Linked DNA regions of Mus musculus: region 2 is linked to region 1. The links are chromatin loops, found by intact Hi-C in ENCODE. Cell type or tissue: left cerebral cortex. All regions are shown on one strand. Links, peaks and the distances in the headings refer to the core of each region. The heading gives the core; the rest is flanking DNA.

The links. Hi-C counts contacts between places; a loop is a spot of excess contacts. Peaks named below come from ENCODE experiments on the same cell type or tissue, not always from the same donor. Only the 100,000 strongest peaks of a DNase experiment are listed, where the experiment ranks them.
Region 2: it touches region 1 in a loop (1.9-fold over the local background); 24 of 42 quality-filtered maps call a loop at or near these places.

What each region holds. Positions count from the first base shown.
Region 1 is chr5:35,324,105-35,339,754 of GRCm38, forward strand. The region is part of intron 3 of Gm31656 (a long non-coding RNA gene); the gene reads left to right. Among named protein-coding and RNA genes, the nearest start is that of Gm31656, 17 kb to the left of the region's middle. In left cerebral cortex, for the core only: no CTCF peak of the experiment used is centred there; DNase peaks (open chromatin) are centred at 6,192 and 6,888; H3K27ac peaks cover 1,176 bases.
Region 2 is chr5:35,179,378-35,195,027 of GRCm38, forward strand. No RefSeq gene overlaps it. Among named protein-coding and RNA genes, the nearest start is that of Gm31601, 26 kb to the left of the region's middle. In left cerebral cortex, for the core only: no CTCF peak of the experiment used is centred there; a DNase peak (open chromatin) is centred at 6,191.

The sequences.
Region 1 (15,650 bases), core at 5,036-7,535:
TGTGCGTGCGTGTGTGTGTGTGTGTGTGTGTGTTATGGAGGGGGTGGGGTTAGTCTGTATCTCAGTGCTTTGAGGTTGATATTCAGAAGTGATAGTGCAAGAACATGTAGGTATTACATGTTCTTAGGTGTATTTCCATTTTTTTGAGGAAATGTCAGTTTTCCACAGCAGGTGACCACATCTTACTCCTTCTCCCTCCCCATCTTTCCCATAGTGCTCTGGCTCTCAATACCTTGCATCCACAGACTTACTGTCTATTCTTATTTGCTTCTTTCTTCTAGACAGTAACTGACCTAATTACTATGACGTGACATCTCACTGAGGCTTTAGTATGTACTTCCCTGAAGTTTAGCAATGTGGAGGGGATTTTAGTTGGATACTGGGTCAATGAATTATTTTTTAAGTAAGAAAATGGGGACAGAAAAATATTGCCCAGGACTTGGTGGAAGAGGGTTCACCATGCGTGCAGAGGGTTATAGGTTCTATTCACAATACTGAAGGAGGGCGAGGGGGAGGAGGAATACATTTTATCTTTCAAAAACAAAGGGGAAATAATGACCTGTATCTATCATTTTAAACTATTGAGAGAAGAGCAGAGTGGTCACAGGGGGCAGGGGGCAGGAAGAAACAAGGAACAATGACAGCTAAAAGGCTGTATAACCACAAGATTGTGGCCACTGGTAGAGCAGAGCAGCTGGGGGGATAATTAGCTTGGGTAGAAGAGGAACACTTGTAATGTAACTCACCCTCAGGCAGGATGTGGACTCCAGCACATGGGTCTTGACATGTGTCTGCAAGGCTGGGTCGAACCTTCTAGAAAGTAAAAAGAAACATGTCTTTCCAGACTAGAGAGTAGTCTGGCTGTTGATAATAGAATCTTGAACTCCATGGAAGCCAGCTCTGAGGGCCCACATAGACTGTGCCCCCCATGACCTTCTCAAATAGGAATGTGGTTGAACACTGGTAAGAATTAAGGCCCAGACCTATGAACCATGTAGGGAAAACTATAAAAGTTGGGGATTGGGATGGGGTTGGTAATCCAAGGCCTGTCACTGAAGGAGCAGCTCAGAGGACTAGAAAGGTTCCAAGCTAAGCAGGGTGGTCCAGAAGTCAATGGAAATGTAAAGTGGAAACTTAAGGGTTCTTAGGAAAGTCGGTTGGATGGTGTTTTGCTGGGGCAAACACACGAAGGAATGTTTCCTTACAGTGGACACAGGTGTGAAAGGCTAAGGCAGACTCATGAAGGAATGCTTTGCTGAAGCAGACACAGGAGAGAGGATGTTCTGCTAAAGCAAGCACGTGAAAGGACAGGTGATGAAGGATTCTTTGCTAACGACACACATGTATTGGTCTACCTTACATTGCGTAGTTGAGCTGCATTTGTCAGGACACCATAGAGAGAAACACACCAAAAAACTTGTGGTGGTGTGATGCAGCTTCTTGCCTCTTCCTCGGACTCGGGCTGATTGGATGCACATGCTGAGGCAAGGCACACGGAGAACACGTGATGTTTGGAGGGACTAAATAGGACTTGACAGACAATGATGGAGTCTGAGCTAGGCTTGATTATAGAGCTAGCTGTGCAGTGCTGTGGGCCTCCTGTCCTTGCTGATCTTCGCTTCCCTGAGCACGGCTGAGAACTTCTCCTGGTGTTCCTGCTGGTCCCTCCTACTGACTGAGGTGAGGCTGAGGCCTGGCTGTCTCTGCTAGGTCTTGTCACTGCTGTTGCTAACTGAACTCTACTGACCTGGACTGCTGGTGTATCCATGAGGTGTTTGCAAGTGGATTGGGCTGCTGCTGCCTGCTAACCTGTGAGCTGAATTGCAGATTTCCAGATAACACAGATGGGAGTTGCTCCAAAGAACCTTTCTAAACAAGTCCCCGTATTCTTTCTTTTCCACTACCTCAGGTGGATGGTGGGTTACAAGAAAGGTTAAAACATTTAAGCCGGGCGGTGGTGGTGCACGCCTTTAATCCCAGCACTTGGGAAGCAGAGGCAGGTGGATTTCTGAGTTCCAGGCTAGCCTAGTCTACAAAGTGAGTTCCAGGACAGCCAGGACTACACAGAGAAACCCTGTCTCAAAAAAAAAAATTTAAGAACCATCATTAGAAATAAGATTAAAAAAAAATTAAAGTTACAGGAATGGGCGTTGAGTCTGGAAAGGGCAGAGAGTGGGACAGTGTAGAATCTCATGGGACAGCAAGTTCCATGAACTGAGCAGAGCCCAGGAGAGGCACAAAAGGAGCCAATCACACATCAGAGAAGAGGAAGGGAGCAGATCACTGGACAGTTTAGGGCTCTAGTTATTATGTCTATTGTTTTTTTTGTCTATTTTTTTTAAAACATAGAAACTCACTCTGTATTGCAGGACGGTCTACAGCCCATGCTCCTGCCTCACCCTTCTGAGTTCTGGGATGGCAGGCTTTTGTCTTTTATTGTTGTTGTTTTTTGTTTTTTGTTTTTCAAGACAGGGTTTCTCTGTATAGCTCTGGCTGTCTTGGAACTCACTTTGTAGACCAGGCTGGCCTCGAACTCAAGAAATCTGCCTGCCTCTGCCTCCTGAGTGCTGGGATTAAAGGCATGCGACACCTCGCCCAGCTTGATAACAGGCATTTGTCATACCTCTCTGTCTCTGGTGGTCTGCCTCTCTATCAGGGCGTGCCTGGAGGAGGCACAGCAAAGTCCGGAATGGGGAGTCCATAGCTCGAGTTTCCCACCAGGCATCAGACACCACTACACCCCAGACCAGAAGGGGGAACAGCAGGATCTGGGATGAATGCTGTGGTTTCTGGTCTCCTCTCTGGGTACCACTGTTATAACAGAGGGAGAAGATCCACCTTTCCTCTCAGGGCATGGGTGGAAAGCGGAAAGATAGAGTCCAGGATGAGCAGGGTCTGGTCTGATTGGGAGGGAGTGCTGAGTACCAGAGGGGCTGGAGAAGAGAGGTAAGCTTAGGTGTGGCTTTTTTAGGCAAAGGCCCTCCCTGTGGCAACCTTTAATGAAGCAGCTCTCTGAGACTATCCTGGCTTGTTCATACTGTTTTATTTGGTTGTGGATGCGAACATATACATACACTTTATTTGGGGTGAACTAGGGTTATATACCTCTTAAGGGAAGGAATACCCAGGAAGGGAAGTTCATTGGCTGAAGGCTTAGGGTACTGAAATGCCTCATTTGCATGGGGAAGCATTTCAGGAATCTCAGGTGCTGGCTGAACAGGTCCTTATCAGGAGACAGGAAGTTGAACCTAGGTTACATGATATTGTACAGGTAGAGATGTGGAGTTTTTCTTTCTTTTCTTTCTTTCTTTTTTTCTTTTTAAATTCCCCAGAAAAGGTCAGAGAAGAAGTCCTGCCAATGAATGGAGTTCTCCATACAGCACCGAGCCCTAGAAGGCTCTCCAGCCGATGGTAGACTTTGGTCTTATTTAGCAGCTTTCCCACGGGCACGCATTATCATGCCTATCTTCATCACTGGATTTTTTTTTGACAGCAATTACATTTTGCAAGCTGTTGTTTCTCTGGCTCCAGACTGTGCCTGGTCAGGTGAGTGACATGGTGAGGAACTGGACACTGGCTGCATGTGGCTCTGAGTCCACGGTTGACAAAAGCAGAGAGAATAATCTCAGCTAGCCTCAGGCACATGGACAGAGGACACTTGTCTTTCCTTAAAGATTCACAGGAAGTCATCGCCTCCTGACTGCTGTTGTGTCATGGAGCCAGCCCCAGGGAGCCGGTGAGGGGATAAACAAATAGTGGCCTAGAAGGGTCTGATCTCCATGGCCTTTATAAATTGCTTCACATACCTCGGGGCCACTTGTCCTGCCTGGTGCTGTGGCCCTTGACGAGCAGCCTGTCTCAAAGGTTGTGTAGATGTGACTTTCCAGGTCATGTCCCCAGCCCCCACACCTTCCTGGCTGACTCAGATTGAGGACAGTGGCCTCTAAGATGCAAGGGTCTGACTTGGCATCACTTCTCCCTAGTCAGCCGGGCTCTGTGAATCCCAGACCATAACCAGGTTCAGAAGAGCAGGCCAGAGGTTTGCTGAGCCCCAGGAGCCCAGAGTCACATGGGTGATGGCTATGAAGTCCTTAGAGCTGCATGCCTAGGTCAGAGGACAATTTGCAGGAGTCAATTCTTTCTATCCCACCACGTAGGTCTGGGGACTCAACTCAGGTCAGCAGGCTTAACAGCAAGTGTCTTTGCCCACTGAGCCATCTTGCCAGCCCCTCCAGCTACATTCCATGTCCCCTATCCTGCCTCTACTGCTCTGCAGGGCTTCTGCAGGAGCTGTGGGTGTGAATGTGCCTTCCTGTCTAGACAAACAGGTGCCCATCACAGGCTGCTGTAGTCTCCTGGGTCTTAAGCCAGCACTGGGAAACAAACACTTTTTGGCAAAAGAATCTTTGTGTCTTTCTTTTTCTTCCTTTTTCATATAATACGTTTATTATGCCAATTTAATCATTATCAGAAAATCACTTGGGAATGACTGAAGACGAAGTCAGCAGAAACAACTCGGGAGTGATAAATCACCCGAAATTGGTTGCAGATATGCTTTGTGACTTCTCAGATAGCATTTGCCTTGTGACAGTCGTTCATCTCAGTCTGAAATGAAAGAACGCACAGGGGACTACCTCTGTGTTAGCACGCATCAGTGGGATACATGGGGACCCTGAGCAAGCTGCCACATAGTCACCACATGATGCTATTCTGAGCTTGTTGTCTTCAGGTTTAGGGCTCTGTAGCCTGCTGTGTGTATGTTGAAGGCTCTGTGGCTGCCTGCCCTTGTGTTTAAGGCCCAGTGTTCTGGTGTGTATGTGTGTTTAGGTCTTTGTGGTTTGGTGTGTACTTGTTTAGGGCAGCTGTGGCTTCTTATCTATTTATTTAGGACTTTGTAGACTGCTGCAGGGCTTAGGGCTCCATGGTTCCTGCCTGCATCTTTAGAAATACTGTAACTGGCTGCAGATATGGTTTTCCCATTTTGCCACCATTAGTATTCCCCCCTGTGGTTGGAATTTTCTCTTCTCTGATATTAGGCGCCATCTCTGTGTGTGTGTGTGTGTGTGTGTGTGTGTGTGTGTGTGTGTGTATTGTGTGTGATGTTACATAATATCCACCAACCTTTGCTTGTTCTTGATCAGTGTCTACCTGGTGCTCCTAACCACTGAGCTACCTCGCCTCTCCAGCCCCCCTTCAGTGTTTTGGAGTAGATTTTTCTGTATGGTTTCTTAGGTGATATTGCTGTCAGGTTCCCTTTGCTCTCATCTCCTGGCCCACCTAAGACGGGCACCCCCCCTAAGGTGGGCTTAGCTTCCTGGTACTCTCCCTGGCATGGGCCCAGGCATCTGGCAGGGGCTGCTCCTGAGGCCATTCCTCTACGGTCTTCATCCTTTCCTGTGCCAGGAACTCATTTGCCCTGGTTCCTTTAAGCTACTCCATCAGAGGCAGCACCTAACATCTGTCAGTGACCTTGAACAAACACTCTTCTCTCTGGAGTTCAGTTCATTGCTTCTAAAATGGACCATCATACAAACTCCCTCCTCTATCAAAACGGGGGTGTGATAGAGAGAGGAGTCTTTCAATCAAGCAGCTAGGGATTCTGTGTCACAAGCCTGAATCAATTAGCCTCCAGCCCAAGTGCACCCAGTGACTGGAGGGATGGGTTCAGAAGTCGTCTGGACTCCTCTCTCCATCTGTGGTTTGACCCTGGGCTGCTGCGAGCAGGGCAGCAGCAGTAGAGTTGCCCTGTGCAGCCTAGAGACAAAGGTTGTGAAGCTTAAGAGCTGCTGCCTTTTTGGCTCCAGGCTGTACCTCTCCTGCAGCTCCACTGGTTGGCTAGGGGAAGAGGCAGAGTCACCAGGCTGTCCAAATATACGTACAGACATGCAAGTGCCATAGACATGCAAGTGCCAGAGACTGTTCTCATGAGCGAAGACAAAAGAGGCTAGGGTGTACCTCAATGGGTAGAGTGTCTGACAGCGTGCATGAGGCCTTGGGTTTGATCACAAGCACCATATAAACCAATTCCAGCACTTGGGAAGTGGAGACAGGAAGATCAGAAATTCAAGGAAAACCTCTGCTACAGAGTAAGTTCAAGGACAGTCAGAACCACATGAAACTGAGTCAAAGAAGAAAGAGGAGGAGGTGGAAGGTAGGAAGCGAGAGAATGGAGAGAAGAGGGAGAAGAGGAGGAGTGGGAGGAGGAGCAGGAGGAGGAACAGGAGGAGGAACAGGAGGAGGAACAGGAGGAGGAGCGGGAGGAGCAGAAGTGACAGCTACGTACAATGCACAATTCTCAATTAAAGCCTTCATTAGAGAACAGGTACGGATATAATTTAGGACAATTGGAGAAGTAGAATCAGAACTAATATTAGATCATTAATCAGCTTGGGCTGCAACACCACAGGTTGGGCAGCACTGACACGGACCTGCAAGTCTGAGAACCAAAATGGAAGCAGAGTCCAAGGGGAGTCAGCCATCTGGTGCCCCAATACAGACCCTCTTCCTGGTTCTGCAACAGCCAGGCCTTGTCAACAGGGGTTCAGGGAGGGGTGGGGGGGGGGACATCTCTCTTTTCCTACCTGGCCTCTAACTGCCCCAGGAGATATCCTTAATCTCCCCAGCGTGTCTTCACCTCCCACCCCAGGCAGTCCTGGGCTCCAGCTCCCACCAGCAAATTCGAAGCAGCGCAGCCACTGAGACCATCTCACCAGCAAAGCACCAGTGTACATTTTTTTAGGTGTAGGCGTCATCTGAGGACTGAATTAAATTTCTCAAGCAAGGCAGTGGGTAGCAGTGTGTCCTGTGCTTAGGGACACAGCTGACGTAGTTACAAAGAGACTGACTTTGGAAATGAGCAGAGGCAGCTGTGGTGATGGTGGGCCACTGGCCAGTGGGTAACAAGCAGAGGGTGGCTGTCCATTGTTTAGTCCTTGGTTCCTCCATTGTTCTGAGAATTTGAGACAACAAGGAGCTGGGCTCTGTCTAGGATAGTGATGACGAACTAGCTGGCGCCTCAGCCCTGAGCCCTGTGTGGGATGCTTAGACTGTAGAGGCAGTTGGAAGACACAGAACCCTGCAGGGAAGGAAACTTCACCAGGGAGGGGTATGAAATAGGCCAGCCCAGCTCAGGAACAACAGCCACTAGGTTTTGACTGTGGCCCTTCAAGCCACCTGATGGTAAGCATGACATGGCTGGACCAGCCTGAGTCCTCACTCCTGTGGCTCTTGCTTTTTCCTGAATGGGCTATGCCTGCCCTCCACCAGCTGAACTTGACACAATATAATCCTTGAAGGGTAACCTCATTATTCTGTCTAGCAGAGTTGACAGAGGGACAGAGCTCCTGCTTCTTGGTAGGAATGGCTTTCTTCAGACTAGAGAGGTATCTCAGCCATTAAAAATTAGATTCAAAGTCAAAACATCCAAAACACCTGTCTTCCACCAGCAACAACCAGGACAGTGAGGCTCAGCGGCTGTCAAGGGCCATGTGGTGACATTCAACACGGGGTCTCTGCTATAAACCACATATGTACCTCCTGCCCACCGATCCCATGTCACATGCACGTGGATCTCTTCTGGGCTTGAGTGTGTGTAGAGTCAGACATGTATGCTAGACATCACAAAGGCAGTCCCAGAGATAGAAAGGTCATACATGATCTTTCTTTTCTTTCTCATGATTTTGCGTATTCCCCAAACAGCAACCAAGAGTGCACTGTCTTTGAGTCAGGCACCTGGCCACAGTATCCCTGACTCTAGGAGGAGAGCCAAGTGATGGAAGGCTTTGGGCCAGGCTCACTCCTGCCCTGCGGAGACGCAGCCTCCACTCTCACAGCTGGAATCACTGCCTCTGCGGGCAGGAGAGGGAGTTGTGGTCACCCAGCGTGGCTCTTCTCTCCAGGGTCCGCAGATCCAGAACCCATCTCTAGCCTGCCCACCTCACTTTCAGAGCCTGGCCCTTATTGCTAAGAAACAGCCATGCAACTCGTTTAGAGCTGTGCTTCTGGCTCAGAGCTGAGTTAATGAAAGAGAGAAAGAAAAAAAAAAACCAGGAACCAAAATAGAAGCATGTGCACAGTCGGAAGCTGGGGCGAAGCAGTTCCCTTGGAGTAGCTCCCTGCAGATCCAGGGAGGCAGGCCCTGGCCAGGCTGCACCCCAGCTTTTGCATCTTAATCAGAGATAATTACAGGAGGTCTGGGCTTCCACTGGGTGGGAGGAGAAGCCCATCCCAGCTGTTTCTCACCCACACCTGCTCCCTGTGGCAAAGCAGAGGACCCTCAGCAAATGGCTGGCCCTACCTCCTTTTGTAGATGGGGAAACTGAGGCCCTGGGAGCATATGAGACTCTTCCCTGAGAGTAGACAAAGTCAAGGGAAGATCAGATGCATAGAATGAATGGGGCTGATTTGAGTTCACACCCATAGACTGTGACATGTTGAAAGTGCCCATGTAACCTTTGAGACCAGAGCAGCAAATGAACACCCTGAGTCATGACTGAACTCTGGGCTTTCTTGTCTTTAGAATCTTGGCCTGATTTCTGGCTAGGCTGTCTCTACCACGGGAGTTATAAGTTGCCTGTGGCAGGGCTCCTCCCATGCATGCATGTTCCCTTGTACTCAGAGGCCTGGTGACAAGCCCCCATGGCATTGGTGGGCCAGGGCTGCTGACTAGCTAGCTACACCCACTGGTCAGTGGAGCAGGGCACAGAGAAGTAGCAAGTGTCACCGGACAACAACTGCTCATCCTCACCACAGTGGACAGGGATGTGGTAGAAGAAGGGAAGAGGTTTTACGGAAAGGCACCTGCATCCAGAGAAGGGAGGTGGCCGCAATCACAGCTCTCCTTCTCAGGACCAGGTCAGACATGAGAGTAGAATATCTCCAAAAGGCATCAGATCTGTGCTAAGTGTTGGTCTCCAAACCCCATGTTTCCCTGCATAGTGCTTGACCAGGTCCTGCTAGGATGCTTCATTTCTGCTATGCTGGCTTCCAATCCAGGCAGCCCTGCCTCCGTGCCCTTTCTGGCGGGCTCTCTGTGCTGATTCATGTCTCCAGCCAGACATTTTCCAACCAGCTCTTTCCTGACACCCCAATTGAGAGCCCCATATCTCAGTCATCCAATATGTCCCCAGATAAAGGAACTAACTATGTCTCCCTGAAGTAGAGAATTAAGGGTTCTCTGGAAAGCCAGTTGGGTTGGATGGTGTTTTGCTGGGGCAGACATGGGAAGGAGTGTTTAGCTGAAGCCAACACAAGTGAAAGGATTTCCTGCTGAATAAAACACATGAAAGGACACATGATGAAAAATTCTTCACTAATGTATTGGTCTGCCTTACAATGCATAGTTGAGTTACATTTGTGGGGACTCCATAGAGAGAAATGAACCAAAAGAATTCTGGTTCATCTCACCCCATGAGACTAAGTAGAAAATCTAGGCACATCCTAAGGCCCCTCCCTTCTCCGTCTCCAGTCCCCAAGACATGCTGCTATGTGCTTTCCTCCTGACGACCCACCCCCTTCTCCTAACTACAATATCCACCTGCTTTCTGTGAAACAGAGAGGACTTTTAAACTGGCAAAGTGTGTAGATCATGCCAACTGCAGGCTGTGGCCAGGAGCTTACTGGTGTTCAGACAGAGGTGGGCTGCACTGTGAGAGACTCTTCTGGGCAGTTGAGAGGTGAGAAGCCACTGGGAAGCAGGACATGAGGGGCTTGGAGACCTCAAAAGGGGGAAACTGAGGCACCAAAGGACCTGAGCTGTGTCTATGCAGCTCTGCTGTTTCCCCTTCTCTTCTTCTACTAGGTTCTGAATGGGTATGCTGAGAAGGCATCAGAAGGACCCTTGCTCACCAATGAGTGTCCCACCCCTGTGCTGCACACCCTAACCAACTGCCTAGGCTCTCATGGGGGCGGTGTGGCTAATGTTGCAGACACAAGGTCATTTTCCCTCTCCCATTCCATGACCTTGTCCAGGCCATCTTCAAAAGCTCAGAGGTTCTTGCTTACCGGGCTCAGCTGAGCTCCCTGTGTGGTGTGGAAGGAGCTCCACAAATACATGAGAAGCTGTACTCACAGCAGGCTCAGGAGAAGACCATGAGGGCTTCTGGGTAGCTGGTCAGAGTAGAGGCTGAGAGGAAGGAAGCCCAGGCCCTCAAGGAGACAGATGGGGACACTGTGGAAGGCACTGGGGGTGAGGGGCTAGAGCAGAGCCCAGACTGATTGTTGTTACTCAGGGACCCAGGACAAGTGGAGCCCTTGAAGCTTACAGGACGTGGGTCCCGTAGTATGATGCTCGGCGTCCTGTCCACCCTGCACTGTCACATGAACCAAGGCAGCATGAGGAGGCCTCCCCCCAACCCCTAGTTTGGCTACATTGAGACTGCACAGATTTAATGAATTAATTCCCCAAATTACTGAATCAATACCTAATTACAACCACAGGCAATCTGACAGCCTGAGAGCCAGACTCTGTAATCACTGCTTTTAGGCAAGAAACGGAGTTCAGAGAGGTGATGTCACTCCCCTAAGTGCACAGCTACCAGCTCAGGGCGGGCGGGTGGAGAGGGGGGACTGCCAGGCTCTGTCACTGAGAAAGAGAATGGGGGTGGAGGGTGGGAGGGATATGGGGCTGTCAGCAATGAGCCTTTGCACCCTGCACCCCACACTGTGTTTCCTGCACCCCTGTACTGTGCACGCTGCACCGCACACCCACTGCACCCTGCACCGCAAGCCATTCCCACAGTACCCTACACCCCACACTGTACACACTGCACCCCCCACCCCACACTGTGTGCACCCCTATACTCTTGCACTATGCACTCTGCCCCTCACACCTATGACAGTCTCAGCCCGGAACTGTGCACCGCGTACCACACTGTGCTCTCTGAGTCTTGTAACATAGAAGCTGCTCTGTGGACATTGAAATATGGCTTTGGCATCCTGTATGCTGTGTCTCTGCCCCTGGGCCTGCACCCTGTACCTTCCACCTTGTAACTCTGCTGTAGGCCGTTTTCATACTGGACAAAGAGGCCTAAATAGCTCCAGCTGCAAGCAGGAGGGCCAGGGTCAGAGGGAGTGTGTGTTGTCCCTTGGTCTCTCATTCACTTAAGGAAAATTTTGGCCTAGCCTGGCAGAATGACTACAGCAAATGTCATATCGTGGCTACAAGATAATGGCCTAGCTAGCCTTGACATCTGCTTGCTAAGCAGCAGTCCCTCAGCTGAAGGGACTCCCATTGGGACATCTGACCTGCTAAAGGGCTGTGTGGCCCTTGGGAATTGCTGGCAGAGCTGTGGCCCAGCTGAGCAGGCCTTCTGTGTAGCCTTAGACCTCTTTCCTCAGCTTCAGGTGCTAGAGATGGGGACCTGGCAGGGGATCTGAGCATGGAGGCTGGACGTGGGAGCCAGGTCTGGAGTTCTGTCTATGCCTACTGTTTGGAGGAAGGCAGAGTACAGCTTTGCTCTTCCAGGCTGTGTAATGGACAGTGCAGTTAGAGAGCCCTGTTTCCAACCTTCAGGCTTCCATGTTGCAGGCTAGAGCGATGATAACACTTCCCCGATTCCCAGCACTGAGTACTTGGTGCACAGACTAATTCTGCAGAGAGCTTGTTCTCGTTTGCTTACTGGACAGAGCATAATGCAGACCACCTCCCAAACCAGGTAGAAGGAAGGTATGGATGGGTTTAGCTGTGCCCAGCAGCCCTGGGATTAAGGACAACCTTTGTCTACAAAAGAAAAGGGAGGCTCCGGAACTTTTTTTTTAAGCTTCCAGGGAATGAAAGTGACCTTCACCTTCAGTCTGTTAGGCCTTTGTACAGAGGGATCCCTGAGCTGCAGGGATTTCCATGTTGGAGCTGTTGAGAGGAATGGCCGTTCCCTTGAACACAAAGCCCAGAGCTCACCCTCAGATGAGAGGTCTGGCGGGAGGGAGAGAAGCACCTGCCAAGAAGCACAAGGCTAAAAGGAGGGCCGGAGAGGTGGCTCAGCCTTTAAGAGCAAGCACTTGCTCCTGATTTAATCCCCAGAACCTACATTCACATCACAGTAACTGTAGCTCCAGGGGAGCCCATGTCCTCTTTTGGCTTCCATGAATGCCAACCAACACTCAGGTGCATATACCCACCCACAGACACAAATGAATACGATTTAAATTGATGAAAAATAAATTAAAGAAATAAAACCAAGCAGAATCTGAACGCCAAGCCTGTGGGTGGGAGGATGAGTGACCGAGGACGGGGTTTGGGGCACAGCACTTTATATCATAGAGACTGAGGGTGTTAGGGTTGGGAGTGTGCAGCGGTTATGGAGGAACTGCAGAGAGGACTCCTGGCCCTCACAGGCTGGGGAAGACACAGAGGGCTGGAGAAGACACTGAGAGTGTTTCTTTGGCATTCAGGCTTATCTGTGGTGCTCAGGATGGAGCCAGGGGCCTGAAGCATGCTCAGCACACAACTTTAGCACTGAGCCTGCACCAAACATTAGCCAAAGCAGCAGCTAGCAGAACTCAGGACACCATCAAGATACAGGGCCCAGGAAAGGCAGAGGACACATCTGGACAGACAGATAACTCCATGGAAGCTTCTGAGATGATGGGCATGTGTATGCTTAAAATAAAGCACAGAGGTCCATGCACTCTGGTAAAAGCAAGCAATGGTAGAAGAGTCTGGAAAAAATGAGAAAAAGAAGCAGGGGAGGGAGATTTGCAACCAGGCTTCTGCCATGCACACTGGGTCTGTCTTAGATAGGGTTTTACTGCTGTGAACAGACACCATGACCAAGGCAAATCTTATAAGGAAAACCTTCAATTGGGGCTGGCTTTCAGGCTCAGAGGTTCAGTCTGTTATCATCAAGGCAGGAGCATGGCAGCATCCAGGCAGGCAGGGTGCAGGAGGAGCTGAGAGTTCTACATCTTTATCTGAAGGCCACTAGCAGAATACTGACTTCTAGGCAGCAAGAATGAGGGTCTTAAAGCCCACACCCACAGAGACACACCTACTCCAACAAGGTCACACCTAGTTTAACAGAGCCACACCTTCTAATAGTGCCCCTCCCTGGGTCAAGCATATACAAATCATAACAGGGTCAGAACTCAGCATCTGGGGTCTGCAGTTAGGTGGAAGAGCATGGAGGTGGGAAGTCTGGAGGTTGACACAGCCCTGAGGAGACCCCAGGAGAAGGATATGGAAGATATCACACACCAGCTGGGGAGGCAGGGGCTCCATTTGAAGAGCTGTGTCTTGGGACAAGAAGTTTCCATCAGGGCAAGATAGTGGGTCCTTGGAATGTTGCTGGAAATGAGCAGTAAATACTAGAGATTCCACAGAGGGTTTGGAGAATGGAAAGATGGGGCATCTGGGGTTCAGAAATCCTTGGGATCAAAGCAAGATGGGTGGCATGGGGTCAACCTCGATAAGGGCTGCAGACAGCCCCAGGCCTGGAGCAACAAGTGACAGCAAAGGCCAAGTGCCTCGGACCCTGTACTTCAATACGTATCACATGGTCACACTCAGCCGTGCATGCACACAGCAGATACAAGCCCTCCCTTCCATGATCATTTCTATTCCACAGAGGGTGAAACTGAAGCCCCGCAGGCCGTTAGGAGGTCTAGCACTACAGCCTGCAGCCACCTTTCTCCCGTCCCCAGGCCTCATGTGCACCTGCTGGCCTTGCCTAACCGTGGCCCTCACGGAACTCAGCCTGATCTGGGAACTGATCAGTGGCATTGTTCGGGAGCAAGGCGGGCATTTCATTTCCTCTCTGCTGTGGGTGCTGCCTGCTCTTTGCAGCCTGCACCAGCCAAGGCCCCTTGCCTGGGCGCTGGATATTAAACTGCCAGTGGCTGCTGGAAATGTGCCTGTAAGAACATTTCCTTTCAACAACCAGACTGACTGGCCTCGGGGCTTTCCCTGCCCCCACATCCCACCCCTGTATCTGGACTGCAGAGCTATTGCTAGGTCTGAATCCAGATCTCTGCCAGTGTCAGGGGATCCCAGCACAGGCAAGGACCTTCATTCAGGAGCCCAGGACTCCTGTGCCCCAAGTCCCTTCCCTCTTGCTGGCAAGGCTTTGGGAGCAAAGCCTACAAAATGCTCTCCTGAGCAAGCAGGAAGGACCCTGAAAAGAGTTTCTTGCTCCCTAAAGGGGGCAGGAAAAGACTTTCCCTCTTTCCACCTAGCCTGGTGTCACCTGCTTTTTCCACCTAGCCTGGTCTCACCTGCTCTAACACACCTTTCATGGAAGCCACCTTGCAGCCACGAGGATGATGTGTCTGCGTCCAGTCTCTGTGCCCAGGCCAGCTTCTAAGATGGGAGGGGGTGACTGAGGCTCTGAGTCTGGATAGTCAGAGTTCCCTGTGACTAAGTAAGACTGAGTCCGAATAGTTTATTCTAGTTTCAGATAATAATCGCTCCTGGCTCCCATAGTGATATGCCCTCGGAGTCTCCATCTACACATGTAGAGAACAATCTATGTGTGGTGTCCCCTTTCAAGATAAGGCAGGCACAGAACCTCTCAAGATCATGATGGCAAAAGACTCTTTTTTTCTGCCTGTCTACAGTAAGTAGGTGATAGACATTAGATAGATAGGTGATGGCTAATGGTCAGGTTGATAGGTATGTATGTAGACAATGGCTTTTTAATTTAGTTTAGTTTTCTGAGACAAGGTTTCTCTGTGTAACAGCTGTGGCTGTCCTGGAACACACTTTGTAGAATAGGCTGGCCTCGAACTCACTGAGATTCACCTGCTTCTGTCTCCTGAGTGCTGAGATTAAAGGCATACACCATCACACTGGGCTTGACAATGGATTTTATAGATAGATGATGGGGAGAGAGAGGGTTGGGGGAGAGAGAGAGAGAGAGAGAGAGAGAGAGAGAGAGAGAGAGAGAGAATAGGTATCAGATGATAGATTGCATAGATAGATAGATAGATAGATAGACAGGCCCTTTAGGGAGGCCCATAGCTCTCCAGCACAAAGGGACTCAAGCAGCACCCTTGTTTGCAGAAGTCTTCATAAGCCCTCCCCAAAACACAGTGTGCAGAAGGGCCATACTTAACAGTTAGCAAATGCAGGTAAATGCTTGCAGAAGCCAGCACCCTCGTCTGTCCCTACCTGGCAGGTGGGACCCGTGAGGTGTTATTTGGGATGAGGCTCCTGAAGCTGGTCAGGTAGAGTGAGGACTCACAGTGAGGCAGAGAGCAGGGAGGGGTCGATGCCTAAGTCTAGGTATATCTTTGCCTGGTGCCATGTGGGACCCTACAAAGACCTGTCTTCCAGGGCCTTAGTGCACCACTGTGTTACGGTCTTGGGCTTGACTGCTCCGTGTTGGAAGATATATCCAAATAGGGTTCTTGCCAGAGCCATCCCTGCTCTAGCTGCCCTCTGTCCTCTAGAGTACTTTGCTCACAGCTCACAGCAGGCTCCGCCCAGCCTGGACCGTGCATGCGCAGTGAAGCCATCTGATGGCAGGCTGTGGGGATCAGTTGCTGGCTTTGAAATGGTAGCATCAGTCTTCCTTTAATTAAATACCAGGCTGCTTAGGCCCCTGAGCTCTGCAAGTAGCCCAGTAAGAGAAATGACCTGCCTCCAATGCCCCATGAATGAGGGTGGGGTCTGACTACCATCAGCCCAATTAGGGCACAGTGGAAGCAGGGCAGGC
Region 2 (15,650 bases), core at 5,054-7,553, 140 kb before region 1:
GGGTGGCCCTTCCCCTGCTCAGGGACTGTCAGGCAGGTGGCATAGCCCGTGGGTATGTCTGGGACCAGCTGACAGGAAGAATGCCTGAGGGCCTTCAGTCATCTGTCATAGCCTCTGTCTAGCCACCCTCTAAGCGTCATGACTCAGCCCTAGCCCTAAGTATTTGAGGCAGGGGAAGGAGAGGAGGGCAAGGTCAGCCTTTGCCACTGTGACTATCCCTCCCCAATGGGTCCTTCTTTATAATATTTGATTTGAGATGTGCTGTGTTTGTGTTGTTTACTGAATACCATGCTGGCAAGAGGAAAGAGTCTGCTAAAACATGCAACATCCACCAGCCAGGACCTTCTCTTCAGCTTCTGCAGGGCACAGGATAAAGGCCAGGGCTAGATCTCCTCCCTCTCCCTCTCCCCCTCCCCCTCTCCTTCCCCCTCCCCCTCCCCCCTCTCTCATGCTCATGTGACATGGAGACTAAGTGTTGACATCGTGTGTCTTCTATAGCTCTCTACCTTATTATTACTTCTACTTTTTGAGTCAGGGTCTCTCGTTGAACCTGCCTCTTGACCCGGAACTTGTTGTTTCCACTAGATGGGCTGGCCACCCACCTGTCTCCACCCCCCACCCACCTGTCTCCACCCCCAGTGCTGGGGTTATGGATGGGAGCTGCCACCCTTAGCTTCGGTTGCTGGGGATCCAAGCTCAGATCCTTCTTGCTTGTGCAATAAGCAGTTCGCTTGCTGAGCCATCTCCCTGGACTCTCTGGTTTATTTTTGTAGGCAAGGCCTCCTCTTTTTGTCGGGGGTGTGGTGGGGTGGGGTGGAATGAAGCAAGAGAGACATGTAGGGCTCCAAACATAAGGCTGGTCTGTGTCAGCATCCATCACTGGGACAAGATACCTGAGATGATCTTCTAAGGAGGAAAGACTCTCCATCTTGGTCTTAGCAGTTTTAGCTTCAGTCCACGGTTAGTTGGATTATGGCTTTGGGCCTCCACATTTTGGGGCTTTGCACACTGTGAGAGCAAGTTATTCCATTTCAGCTAGAAGCAGAGAAGGAGGAAGAGGCCTGTTTTCCATAGCCCATCCATGGCATGTCTTCCAGTCACCTAGCTTCTGTGCATAGTCTTCTCTTCTTAAATGTTTTACCATCTTCTGATAGGGACATGGGCTGGGGACCAAGCCTTCAATGCACAGAGGACATCTAATATCCAAACTGTAACAAGAGCCATTGCTAGGCTGGCTTGACCCTGAGAACGAGTGCTTAGTTAAGTCTGTGTACCAAATGGTTCTCTCTCTCTCTCTCTCTCTCTCTCTCTCTCTCTCTCTCTCTCTCTCTCTCTCTCTCTCCCTCGCTCTTGATTTATTTATTGTCATATGTAAGTACACTGTGGTTGTCTTCAGACACACCAGAAGAGGGCATCAGATCTCATTACGGATGGTTGTGAACCACCATGTGGTTGCTGGGATTTGAACTCAGGACCTTTAGAAGAGCAGTCAGTGCTCTTAACTGCTGAGCCATCTCTCCAGCCCAGTTCTCTCTCTCTCTTAGAACAATTTTATGTGTATGAGAATTTGCTCTCATGCATGTATGTATACCACAAGTGTTCCTCAGAGGCTGGATCCAGGGATCAGAGGTGTTGGATGCCCCAGAACTGGAGTTACAGACAGTTGTGAGGCACTGACTGCATGGATGCTGGGAACTGAACCAAGGTCGTCTATAAAAGCAGCAAATGTTCTTAACTGCTGAGCTATTTATCCATTCCTACAGGGAGTCCCAGCTGTTTTCCATCTTTCATGTCATCTATCCATCCATCCGTCCGTCTGTCTGTCTGTCCATTTGTCCACCCATCCATCCACCTCGTTGCTCATCATGTCATTCATCCATAAATCTAATATTCTATCCACCCATCTACCTATCTAGTCACTCAACTGTCCATTATTTATCTAGCTATCTACTCATTCATCTATGTATTCAGTCATTCACCTATCTATATCACACACCCATCCATCCATCCTTTCATGCAATTGATAAATAGCATCCAGTTATTCAATCATCTATATTATCTATCCATCTATATGTCCTTCCATCCTTCTGTCCATTCAGTCATTCATTCAGCTATCTAATCATCCATCCGTCTGTCCATCTATCCATCTATCCATCTGTTCTCTGTCTAGTCCTTCATCCAGTTATCTAATCATCCATCCACCCACCCATTCATCTATCCACCCATCCATCTATCCATCCATCCATCCATCCATTCATCCATCTAATTGACCACTTAATCATTCATTCATTCATCTACTCAATTTTATCTGATCTTTTTTCTTAACTCCATTCTTTCTTTCTTATCACCCTTCCATGCATTCATTTATGTCTGTCCAGCTGATGATACTTCATCATTCCTTACTATATAAACACACCACAGAGTCTAGTACTAGAGTGCCAGCAGGGTTGGGAATAGGGCAGTACAATGGAGGTCCCCAAGACATAAGACATATGGAGACACTTGCTCTCTGATTCATGCAAGTACATGACCTGCTGGTGGTTTGGTGAGTTGGGAGTCCCTTCTTCTTCCAGGTTTTCATCAGTAGAGAACAAACCAAGGTGGCCAAGTGCCATGCTTAAAAATCCATGAGCTTTAATAGAGTTTTTATCAGGGCTTGACTCACTCCATTGAAGTGTCTGTAAGGAGATATGCCACTGGGGACTTCATTCAATGACCTACTCCTGCTATTGTATGGCAGACACATTGATGGCTGCCTGTATCCAGGGACTTGAAACTTCACATGATAAGTGTTTCAGGCTTTGTAGTTGGACTCTGTACCCACTATTTACCTCTATGAGATAGTATGAAGACAGCTATACACAACACCTACACAAATGACATTTTGATACAACTTTACACACACACACACACACACACACACACACACACACACACACACACACGAGGACAGAGCTCTTCTGGCTTTGTCTTTTTTCCCCAGTCCCTTCTGCTCATTCTTCTTCTGTTGTCTTGAGATCTCTGTCTTCTCCATGAGCTCTGGCATGAAGAGGCCATGCTGACCTCTGTGTGTCCTCTTCTCTCTGCTGTTTTGAGTCGCTGTCTCCCTTAAGTCGAGGTGTGGAGAGGTTTGCCATTTTTGGTTTCTTCTCAAGGAGAAGAGCTGTGGATGACATTTTCCTCTGCCTCACAAACGCCCCCTTTGATGTCTTCATTTTCTCTCCATCTGGCTTGTGGCTTTTCCTTCCTTCCAACTTCTCTCTATCTGTCTTGTTTAGGTTTCTATTGATGTGATAAACACCAAGACCAAAACCAAAGAGTTTGTTTTGCTTACAATGTACAGTAGTCTATCACTAAGGGAAGTTAGGATAGGAACTCATGGCAGGAACCTGGAGGCAGGAACCAAAGCAGAAACCACAGTAGAGTGATGCTTACTGGCTTACTCAGCTTGCTTTCTTATGCGTTCCAGGACCACCTGCCCAGCAGTGGTACTGCCCAGAGTGAGCTTACACCAACCATCAATCAAGAAAATACCTCATAGACTTGCCCATAGGTCAATTGGATGGAGACTCTTCTCAACTGAGGTTCTCTCTTCCCAGATGACTCTAGCTGTGTCAAGTCGATATGAAAAATAGCCAGTATAACATCTAATCACCCTCACTTTCATTCCCAAAGGGGTCTGCTCCCTGCTTGAGTCCCCAAAAGTTGTGTGATGAGGCACACGATTTGAGAAACTGCGCAGCTGTACATTATGGTTGTACGAAGGCTCCTTCCTTAAGGACATTATGTTTAGGGCCCACGGAGGCAGGTGGCTTCCCAACATGGAGATGTGAGAGCTAGTGGCTCCCACTTGTGTTGCTTGTGGCATTTTCCTCCCGAGTCCTTTAATTGTCTTCATCGCTGGCGCTGGGTGCTTGCTCCACCCTTGGGGTTTTTGAAGACAGAGCTGGGGAAGTGCCAGCGCCTGACATTTTCCTGTCCCTCAGAAATTCCTCTTATGGCATGGTTTCTTTTGGTTCCCAGGAGACCAGGGCTCCCGACAAAACCTTTGGGCTCCAGTGCTTCCGTAAATGGGATTAGAAGCTGGAGTCCAAGCCAGGCACGTGTTTGCCTTGGGCCTCTGCACAGCTCTAGCTTTGTAAATGGAAGTGATGGTTATTTCATGCTGTCGAGAACTTCCCGTTTGACTTGAGGTAGTGGCTTCTGTGGCTTCCGTGGCTGCCGTGGGACCTGCTGCGGCTGCAGGTGCAAACACTCTTGCCTGTAGCTGTGAGGTTCAGAGCATCTCAAAGCCTGATAAACTCACAGCTGGCTCTACTCTCTACAATGCCCCCTTCTCCACTTCCTGGAATCCATCAGTTCATATTGCCACACTCATGGGAACCACTCAGGGTCCTGCTCCAGGTTCAGAGGAGTGACAATGTAAATAAGGTTGAACCCTTACCTTCCTCAAGCTAACATCAACCTGAGGACATAGAGAAGCCCACGCGAAGCCTCTCCAGCCTCTTGGGACTGATTTTTGCCATGTGACTAGTTCTTACCAGGCAGGATGACAGGATGGTGCTCTGGGCTGGCATTGTTGGCTAGACAGGCAGTATGAGGCCCAGGCAGCACAACCTGGGGCGGGGGTGGGGGTGGGGAGGGAGGTCGTCCCTAACTCCAGGGCAGGCCTTAATCCAATGTTCATGGGAATGGCACGCAATGGCTGAGCCCTTGGCTTTATGTTTAGTTTTCCGTGTCCTGGCTCAGTGCAAAACAAGGGAAGAAGTTTGAGCCACTGAATATCTGTCAACCCTATCACGGAGAACGGAAAAGCCAGAAGCGGGGGAGCAGAGCAGGTGAGCCTGTGCGAAGCAGAGGCTTTCTGCAGCCTCGTGTGTTAGAAGGCTCCTGAGGCACTTACTGTTTTATTAAAACAGATCGACCGTGGATACTCAAAGTGTGTCATAAAACCAGCACTCTTTTTATACAAATAAACTTGGCAGATGTGAGCTGTGGGGGAGTGTGCCTCCCCTCCAATACACTTGCATGATGGGGACAGTTGACAAGTGACTGAGTGCCCAGCTCGAAGCTAAGGACCGACGCCCTCTGGGATCTCAGATCGCCACACTTCTGAGTTCTGAATAAGTGAGTTTACCGAGCAGATAGCAACCAAAAGTTAAAGAACAAATAGCAACCAGCTGACAGACGGAAGCACCGGGTAAAGAGAAACACCTTCAAGTCAGGAGATGACGGCATCTGTCAGGTGATGGTGCAGCCTGACCAAGAGAGCAAACCAAGGCCAAACCATCAAATCGGGAGCTTGAAACATGGGGTCGAGACTAACTGGGGACATTGAGGCAGTAACTGGGGACCCTGATTCTTTTTCTCTTCATGATACACTTCCAGCCTCCTGTTTCCATCAAAGACATTTTATACTGCAGGACAAACAATGGTGACAATGGAAATGTTTATCTTTTGCATACAATATATCTTGACCATATTCCTCTACCCCCCAACTCCTCACGTCCCTTAATCAAAAGTCCAGTGATGCTCTGTTGGAGTAAACAGGTACTAACTGCACATAGCTTCATGGCTACTTCCTCCCGTCAGGGATTGGACACTGTCTGGCTTGAACACAGTTTCTTGTGAGCTCCTATGTGTGTCAGCCCTGTTGTATCTGGAAGATTTTGATTCCTTTGGGTCCCTGCCTCCTCTTCTGCATAGGTTCCTAAGCCTGAGATGAGGGATGGAGGAAGACATCCATTCAGAAGTGAGTACTCTAAGGACAATGTTTTAACTCTCTATTCTCCGCCTTGCCTGTCACAGAGTCAGGGAGACAGCCTATCCTCAGAAAAGGACCTGGGGGACATGGAGACAGCATACTTTGGTCTGAAAGGAGACAGGGAAGCAAATCGGCTTTCAGAGTCATCTCCTAAGAGAGCTCTAACACACATGACCAATAGAATGTACATATAGTGTACATTACCCTATTTTTGAGTCCCAAGAACCTGTGGTGTTCCCAGCTGGTCTCCTCATCACCACTATGAGAATGCTACTACTCTCTTCTGGTACCATTTCAAGAGGAGCAAGGTCCCAAGAGGGAGGCCACACACAGTCAGAAGGCAATGGGCCAGGCAGAGCCTGTCCACTCTCATGCTCAGCCCTGAGATGCCTGCTGTGGGGAGCTGGGGTGTTCCAGCCTTTGTTGTTGGCTGCCTGTCTTAAGCCCTCTTCCACTGCCCACTCAGATCTCACTGACTCTGGTTTCCATAAAACACTGAACACTCATGTTTCTGATAATGAACTCCCTCACATGTTAGTGAGAATACATTCACTTTTCTTCCTTCTAGCAGGGAACATGGAAGGCAATTTTTGAGTCAAAATCATCCACCCTTCATCTTACTGGTGGGGAATCCAAGGTGAATTTTGGTTTGGGATTTTGTCCTGGGCATCCTGGAATGTTTTTCAAAGATTCTTAAAAGGTTCTAAACAAAACAAAACAAAACAAAACAAAACAAAACAAAACAAAAGACCCAAAACAAAAAGACAAATCAAAACATGCTGAATTCACTTGAACTACCAAGTAAGTTCATGCTGGCACCCTTAGGAGGGCAGTGCGTCACGAATTCCCAAGTGGTGATGAGGGGCTAGCTCAGAATAGGCCTGAGTCAGGGCCCCACACAGGGCTGCCAGCTGCTGCACACAGAACACAGTTTCTTATCCCCAATCCCCCTGCCCCACCCAACTCTGCTTCCAGAGGGATTGGAGGTGCTGATGCCTGCCTACATCCTGCTCAGGGTGTGGTGTCTCTGGGCTCCTGCTTGGCTCGTGGTCTTTAATGCCCCTGCCCCTTACTTCCTCCTGCCACCTCCTTTCTCTCCTGCTGGAGTGCAAGGCACCTTTCCTCCTGCCTCAGGCTCTGGCAGCTTTGTGGGGGTGGGGTGGGGGTGGGGGGCGCTGCTTTCATTATTGGTTAGTGCTGAGAAGCAAGAAGCAGGTGCGCATGCCTGGATCTGCACAGGTGTGCACAGTGGGTGGCCATCTGTATGTATGATGGTGTTGTGGGACCACAGAGACACACATCTGCAAATATGCATAGTCATGTACACACATACCAGGGGTGTGTGTGTGTGTGTGTGTGTGTGTGTGAGAGAGAGAGAGAGAGAGAGAGAGAGATAGAGAGAGAAGACTCCCAGAGTGTATATTTGGGGCACTTCCATTAGCCAGCCTCAACCAGCTCTTGCTCCATTTCCAAGGGCATTTAGCTTTCCCTGTATGCTGCTGGGTTTTTGCTCATTAGCTCTGGTCAGCTCTCTCTGCTCCTTTTGGAACAAATAGAGAAATTCTCCTATCAAACTGCCTGACACCATGGTCCTTAGCAGTTCCCAAGCCCTGTCCCTGCCCCTCTGTCCATTTGCGCTCTCTCTCTCTCTCTCTCCCCGCCCCCTCCAACCAGAGTGTGTAGCGGGGAGAACCTTGTACCATCTCTTCTCCCTGCCTGCCTCATTACTCTCTGTCTTCCTCAAAGGCTGCTCTGTCCTTCCCGAGCTGTCTGAGCTCCTGCTGGACCACCCTCCACTTTCACCCCACATCTGTAGACTTTCCATTTCTTTCTGCCTTCTAGGCTTAGGGGTGCTGTCCCTCTTGTTGGACCCCTTTGTCATCGTTAGCTTTGTTAGCTTATCACAGTCTAGAGCAGTGGCTGTCAACCTTCCTAACATTGTGACCCTTTAACACAGTTCTTGTTGTGGTTACCCCCAACAATAACATTATTTTCAAAACTGTAATTTTGCTACTGTTATGGATCATAATGTAAATGTCTGTGTTTTCTGATGGCCTTAGGTGACCCCTGTGAAAGGGTCACTCAACCCCTAAAGGGTCATCTGAGAGAAAAGCCTGGATTGAGGAATTGTCTAGATTAGATTGGCTTGTGGGCATGTGTATGGGATTATCTTTACAATTAAACAGATGGTTAATAGGTGTAGAATGCCCCAGACCACCGTGGGTGTCACCAGTCTCTGGGCTGGTGGTCTCTGGTTGTAGAAGGAAGCTACCTAAGCATGCATCTGGGAACAGCCAGCAGCAGTGTTCTCCAGTGTTCCTGCCACACTTCCCTGACTGTGAGTGAGCTCCTGCCCTGACTGCCCTTAGTGATTACTGTGACCTGGAAGTGTAAGCTAAATAAAGCCTTTCCTCCCACAAGTGCTTTTGGTCATGATATCTGTTAGAGCGACAGAATGACACTTCTGTCAGCTACCCCAATTACTCCTCTATAACCTTCCATCTTTGACCCCAACCTTCCTTTTCTCCCTATCTCTGCCATCCTAGTTCACAGAGCCCCTCTGGTTCCTTCTCCGCCCTGACCCTGCTGCCTTCAGGTCTTGTTGTCTGTCAGCTCCATCTCTGTCAAGTAGCCCATAGGCCCACATTTGCCCTTCTGACCTGACCCATTCCTCCGCTTAGATATGTGGATCCTTCCCAATGTATGTGGGGGCAGTCCTGGCTCTCTGTGCCTCCTCGGGGCACCTGCATCCCAGCTTCATGCCCCTCAGAAGCTTCTGCCCTCTCTCCAAAGCATTTGCTCTCCCATATCATCCTTCTATGCTGTACTCTACCCTTCGTTCTGCACACATCCATCCTTCTGTTCTTTCTTTGTTCTAACCTGTATTCTGCTGCTGGGGAAACACTCCCTTAGCCAGTTCCCTTCAAATGAGAAACAGACCCCTTTGTGAGCAGAGACCTAGGGAAAGAGGAGGAGTTGTGAGTCATTCCAGAAATCACCTCTGCTGTTGATTCCCTAAGGCTGGAGACCCAGGACTGGAAGTCCCAGAACTGCGTGCATGCAACCTGTCTTCCCAGAGGGTTGGGTCCACACAGTACTTCTGAGGACGCTCTCTAGACCTTACTTCCTTGGGAAACTCACAGTCACTTTCTCATTCCGTTGTACTCCCCCACCACCTAGGTACACACCCTGAAAGAGAAGCCAGGTTGGGAGCTGGGCTGAGAGACAGAAACTTGTCATTCAGACAGAACCAGGACCATGACTTAGAGCAACCTCCTGGGAACCTGACCCAGTCTTCCACACAGTCAGGCTTGCCACAGCCAGCCCCAGGGCCAAGCCAGAACTCTGCAGCATCGTTCAACATCTGCAGATGCTGCACTTTTGTCTCTGCCTCCCACCTGGGCAGACAGAGAAGCCAAACTGCCTCCAATCTGTCACTCGGACATTAACCTGGAGGTGACACCTCAGTTTGTACAGGCTGGTGGCCTCCACCAGGCCCACTCAAGCATGTGTCTCTCTCTGCTCTGCTCCTCGGCCTGAGGCTCTGTGGCAATGCAGACCACAGTCACTGTTGTTTCATTGATGGTAACGCTTTGATTTGATTTCCAAGCTTGCATCTTCCACTTCTAGTCAAAGGAGGCTCAACTATGTATTACTTTTTGTTTGTTTGTTTGTTCTGTCTCTAGTCATACTATGGGTTCTGTTGAAGCCTGTGACCTGAGGCATGCATGTGGAAAGAAGCCAGTAAAAGAGCAGAGGGGACCCAGCAGAGTGGGGACCAACTGATGCTGGAATTGGGGCCCTGATATGAGTGGTAAAGGGGGGGGTCACAATCCCTTCCATAACACCTGGTAAGTGCAGCTCGTCTGGTCTGAACCTTCACCCCACTGGGAGGTGGGGAGAAACAAAGTCGCTGAGACCAGTTGGAACCTGCTTGCTTGACTCTGTGCAGCCACACTGCTCCCTGCTGTATTTATCCCCAGACTCTCCAGGGCTGCTGGAAGGGAGACTGAGGCTTCCTTCTGGGGACCTCTAGCCACAGTAGCGTCTCTCAGGGCTGCTCTGCTCAGCCAGGCTGTTGGCCTTGGCTCCCTTCCCTGTCCCTTCATTGTTGGCAGGGCCTTAGCATGCTTCTGGGTCATCACGAGCCTCTGAGTAGCTGAGCCTCCTTTTCCTTGACAAATGCACTTGGCAAGCTGCCCTGAGCGCCGGGCCCCAAGCGATGCCTGTGGCATAAATGTCCCAGCACTGTGCAGGCTGCTCGCCTACATTATTTCACCCTGTCCCCAACTTTCCTTCTGCAGAGGAGCAACCAACCCTCAGAGCAGGGAAGAGCCCCAACCTCATCCCAGCATTTTCATGGGTAGAAACACTGAGACCAGTGTGGCTTCCCCAGCGTGACATTTGTCTGTGTCCTCACGCTGTCACCCTTGGAGGCCAACCTGGTGACTATAGTTCAGTAATGTACTTAGTCCCTTGGTGTCTACGGGGAAGAGTTCCAGGACTCTGCAGATGGCAAAATTTGTAAGCACTCAGGCCTCTTAAAAAACACAAGCTGGGCAATGGCGGCGCTCGCCTTTAATCTCAGCACTCAGGGGAGATGCAGGGGCATCTCTGTGAGTTCAAGGAAGGCCTGGTCTACAGAGGGAATTCCAGGGCTACATAGAGAAACTCTGTCTCAAAAACCAAAACCAAACCAAAAATAAAAGCCCACCAAAACAAAACAAAACAAAAAACCAAAACAATGCTAGGCATCCTCCTGTCATAGATTTAGACTATCTCTGGGTGTTACTTAGTGTGGCCTCCATTAGAAGCACACTAACAAAAAACAGTGAAGCAGTCTACATGCTCAGTGCAGAAGTGAGTTTCCTCTCAGGTACTTTCTACCCAGGGTGGGTTGACCCCATGGTGTGGACCCTGCAGGTATAGAGAGTCAGTTGAATCTTATGTTCCAAAGTTGCCAGGAGAGTGACTTTCAAATGTCCTGACCCAAAAGTGAGAGGTCTGGGAGGTGACACATATGCTAATTAGCTTGATGAGCACATCCCAAACACCAGATCCATACACTCACGCATCATTCACAATTGTCATTTGTCAGTTTAAAGTTTGCAAAAAAAAAAAAAAAAAAAAGTATCTTTATCAACGTGCTTCCCTCACTGGCGGATTCCAAGCAGAGCCGGTTCAATTGCAATTGCTCAGAAGATGTGCTTAAATCTGCAGCCTCAAACTCAGGAAAACAGAATGATTGCCGATGACATCAAGTTGACATGAGGTTAGAGCAAGGGTGGGGCCCTCATCCAGTGACTGGTGTCTTCCTGAGAAGAGAGGACATAGAAACACCAAAGAGGTCTCTGTGACAATGCTGGCAGAGCCTGGAGTGGTACAGTCACTCAGTGGTAGAGGATCCGTCCCCAGGACCTGCGAGGAGAGAGAGCTGTGGACTCTTTGATCTTGAAAGAAGGTGGAATGTGAGAATAGTTTCTCCCTCTCTTTATCTCTCTCTCTCCCTCCCTGCCTTACCTACTGTCACCCCTCCATACCTCTCCCTCGTCCTCCTTCCCTCCCTCCTCTTCCTTTCTTTTCTTTTTTTTTCTTCCAAACAGGTCTCGTGTAGCCCAAGCTAGTCAAATTCTCTGTGTAGCTGAGGATGCCCTTGAGCTCATAGAAGACATCAACGAAAGGGACACCTCCAAGAAGCTGTTGGTGCCCCTGAGAAGGTGAAGGGAGGTCCTGGGTGCCTACAAAGCCCTTCTGCCCAAATGTCAAAGGTCAGACATGGAAACACAGCACTGCCATAATCGTGCCGTCACCTGAAAACCACGGTCCCCAGATGAGTCCTTGCGCTTTCTTCTGCTTACCTAAGCAGCAGTATGGGGTTACATCACCACATGGTGAACAGGAGCAGCTGAAGGGCAAGCGAGAGTAGGACTGCTCCTGCAGCGTGGGGAACTCAAGCATACATCCCATGAGTTACGGAAAGGGCATGGCCCTGATGTCTTAGGACCTTCTTGAGCTGATGTCCTGGGCTGAGGAGGAAGCTTGTATCCAGCTGTGCCTTGTAGATCGTCAGCCAGGGCAAGCTTTGGAACCTGCTGGGCTTGGGCACAAACTCATCAGCTCTGAGTCCAGGCTTCAGTGGCAGAAAGCAGTTTTGTCGGCCGTCCATCTCTTCTGTAGCAGTGCTCTCTGTCCCTGCCATCATTGTGGGGGACAGCCTGGGAGGCTTGGGGAACTGAAATCCCAACAGAGCAAACTGCCTTGCCAGTGCTCAGAGACTCAGAGTGAGGACCACTTTCTTTTCTTTCCCCTTTGCTCATTTGTGTTGAGACAGGTCTCAGTCTGTGGATGGCTGGTCTGAAACTCACGGCAACCTTTCTGCCTCAACTGGGATTATAGCCATCAGGTGCCACGCTCAGCTTGAAGACTTCAAGGTCCTCTTTCTCATTTGCCTTGTGGCTGAGGCCTCCCCACGCACAGCTGGAGAGGGGTCTTTGGGTATGTACCTTTACCCCTAAGCAAGTGCATCTTGGTGGCCGACAATACTGAAGAGCTGGGTGGTGCACTTGGGGTCACGCAACACCCTAGGGTGGGGTCTTGGTGAAAATTAGGGAGGCAGAGCCCACTCACCATTGTCCTCCTTGTCTTTCTGTTCTGCCCTCCAGGTGGGCAGGGGAATGGCTGCCCATTAGACCTCCGGTCACTCCCATGAATGGCTGTCATTGGTTTAGGGAGATGTCAATCATTGTCCTTTTGGGAGTTTCCCATCCGAAAGTGGTTCCCACCCAGCTTTTCAATGAGGCAGGAACAGAAAGCATTAGAGAGCTTGAGTGGTTAAACAATCTGAGACTTGATGACCCATGTATTATGAGGTAGGCTTCAAACTTAAAACCGAGGATTTGGAAAAATGTCTAAAACTCAATGTTGATGTAATTCAGTATGGGAGTATCAGACATCAGAGATGGCATCAGCCCAAAGATCAGAGACCAGGCTGACCAGAAATAAGATGGGGTTTGTTCTCCCTTCCCCACCCCAGGCAGTGCAGGGAGGGGCTTGGAAGCTCTCCCTGCTTCTGAGGGTGTTAGAAGCAATGCATAGGGAGTGGCCAGACCCCAGAAGCAAAGCAGACAAGTTTATCCAAATTCAAGCTGATGAGTACAGAAACAAAAAGCCCAGAGGAAGCAATAATGAAAGCCCAGAACTGGTTCTTTGAAAACGTTTTCTAAACCTAACAAGGTTCTTGAAAACACAGTCAAGAAGAGGGCACAGGATGGAACAAAGACTGTCAGGAAACAGCAATGGGGCCTTGGTAGGTCAGTGTTGGGCTTCCCAACAGGAAGGGCAGCATCTCAACGGCCAGCCGAGAAGTCTCTTTCTTTTTCTTCCCTACAAGGGCTGCTGATGCTGAGGTGTGGGGAAATCCTCTAAAAGAGGCCAGATTTGACTAAAAAATAGAACCTAGCAAACGCACAAATGCACAGGAGGAACAGAAGCCCATGGCAGGGAGAGGGTGAGGGCATACTCGGTGCTCTTGTTTGCTGGAAAATTCTCCAAACAACAACAGCAGTGTGGGTGTGGACAGTCCCTGAAGTCATCATCCCTGGACAAGGTTATCCCTGGATAAGGTTATAACCTGGATGGTTATTCCTGAGCATAATTACTCTAAGGGCGTCCTGGAATGGGCTTGTTATGCCTGGGCTGCCCCTCTCTGGGCCTGCACCTTCCTGTTCTCTTAGGTAGTGTTTCTAAGGATCACCCTCTAGTCTCTCTCCTCCTAAGATCACTCCACAACTGACAGAGGCTCCTCCTTCCTGTGGCCGATAGAATGTGGATGAGAGCAGAGACATCCCAGGCCCTGGAAAGGGACATCCACTCACGTTAGTTTTTCTGTGAATATGAAGCAAGCTGGGGGCAGCACCCTGGGGATCCTGGACATGAACCCCTCTGTCCAGATGGATAGCTCAGGTCAGCAGCCTCATCAGCATGCAAGGCCTCGAGAGCCTGTTGTGCAGCCTGTGCACAGAGATCTGATTTCAATCTCATTACTAAGGACTTCAGCTTTCCTGTAAGCATTGGTTATTACCCAGGAATACATGCCCAAGTGAAGAAAAATGATGAAATCCACTGTCTGCCAGACACATCTGCTGGGCAAGGGAGGAGGAAACATCCACCAAGTCTAGGCTCCCCACAGGCTCTGACAGCAGACAGACCTGAGCAGCAGACCCTAGCAGGTATCTGTGCCTCCATAACTAAGGAAACGACAAATAATACATCCTGATGAGCTGCAACACTGAGGTTGCTGGAGGAAGGCTGGCTCAGGCAGGGTTTAGAGGGGAAAGTCAATGTCAAATCTCAAGATGCCCTGGCATCTACCATGGTTGATCGCAAGTAAGTTCTCCTCCACCTACACCCATCTATTCCATGGAACATATGTCCAGTCACCTATCATCCAGCTACCCCTGACTCAGTTAGTCACCCAACAGTCATCCATGCATAAGTCTACCATGTATCTTTCCATCCATCCTACACACCCCTTACCCATCCACCCATCATCCATCCACCCATCCATCATCATCCATCTATCCACCCACCCACCCATCCATCCATCCATTTACCCATCATCCATCCATCCACCCATCCATCATCATCCATCCATCTCTCCATCCATCATCATCCATCCATCCATTTACCCATCATCCATCTACCCACACACTCATCCACCCATCATCTACCTGTCCACCAAGTACTCACCCACTCACCCATACACATCTATGATTGACACATACACCTACCTATCCCTCTATTCATACACCTATCATTCATGATTCAATCCATCCCACTGACCCATCATCCATCCACCTTTCTTCCACTAATGTCAATATCTGTCAGTTGACACACTCATTATCAAGCTCTTCCACCCATCTTGTAATTCCTATTCCTCCTCCTCCTCCTCCTCCTCTTCCTCCTCCTCCTTTTCCTCCTCCTCCTCCTCTTCACCCACCCACTTGTTTATTTAAGGCTGGGTTCAGTTGGCTGTCCTTGCTTGGCTAGGTTACTCAGGTGCCTTCCATCTAATGTAGAGAAAGTGTTTTTTTTTTTTTTTTTTTGCTGATTTCGCTTGAGTTTCTTTTCTCCTTGGAAATTTGGTCAGGCTTATCATGTGGCTTTTCTCTGTTCTCACTACCCAGCCTAGCTCATGGGGCAGACAGTGGCCTGGGAACGACAAGCAGATACCACAAATGATCTGCTGAGGCCATTTCCAGTTTACTGCTAAATTATGGCCATCTTGTAAGGCCACATTTTTCTGAATAAAAGGTTAGCATTTTGAGCTGTGAGGTGTTTGTGACACAGCGCTAGCTAACTTGGGACTGAAGGAGGGAAGGAAGAGAGTTAGACAAGGGCAGAGAGAGGAAGAGAGAGGGAAAGAAGGCCATGGAATTGTAAAAAGCTAGTGGTCATAAGGAGGAAGTCAGAAGACAGAGGGCTTATCTGGGAGAGAGTGGGGGGGAGGTCAGCAAGAGATTGGGGGTGAGAAGCCAGGGATGAACTTTACACAAATTAAGTTAGACTTGCTTTTAAGACATGACGATGCCAGGTTTTCATACACTTAGTTCATGTCTCACAGCACATACATGCGTCTAGAAGTCACACTGTACCAGGGACCCAAGGGAAGATATCTCTGATCTATGTTCCAATACTCCTATAAGCTGGATGCCATCTGTGGGTTGCTGAAGAGTCCAGGATCTTGGGTTCCAGGCCAGGAAGCCAGGGTACTTGTGAACCTTCTGGCCCAACCCCATTGCAGCCAGTAAGAGGCCAAGTTGAATATGTGTGCAAGAAAGAGAGTGTCCCTGGACACACCTTCTAGACTCCTGGAGACAGTACCTCA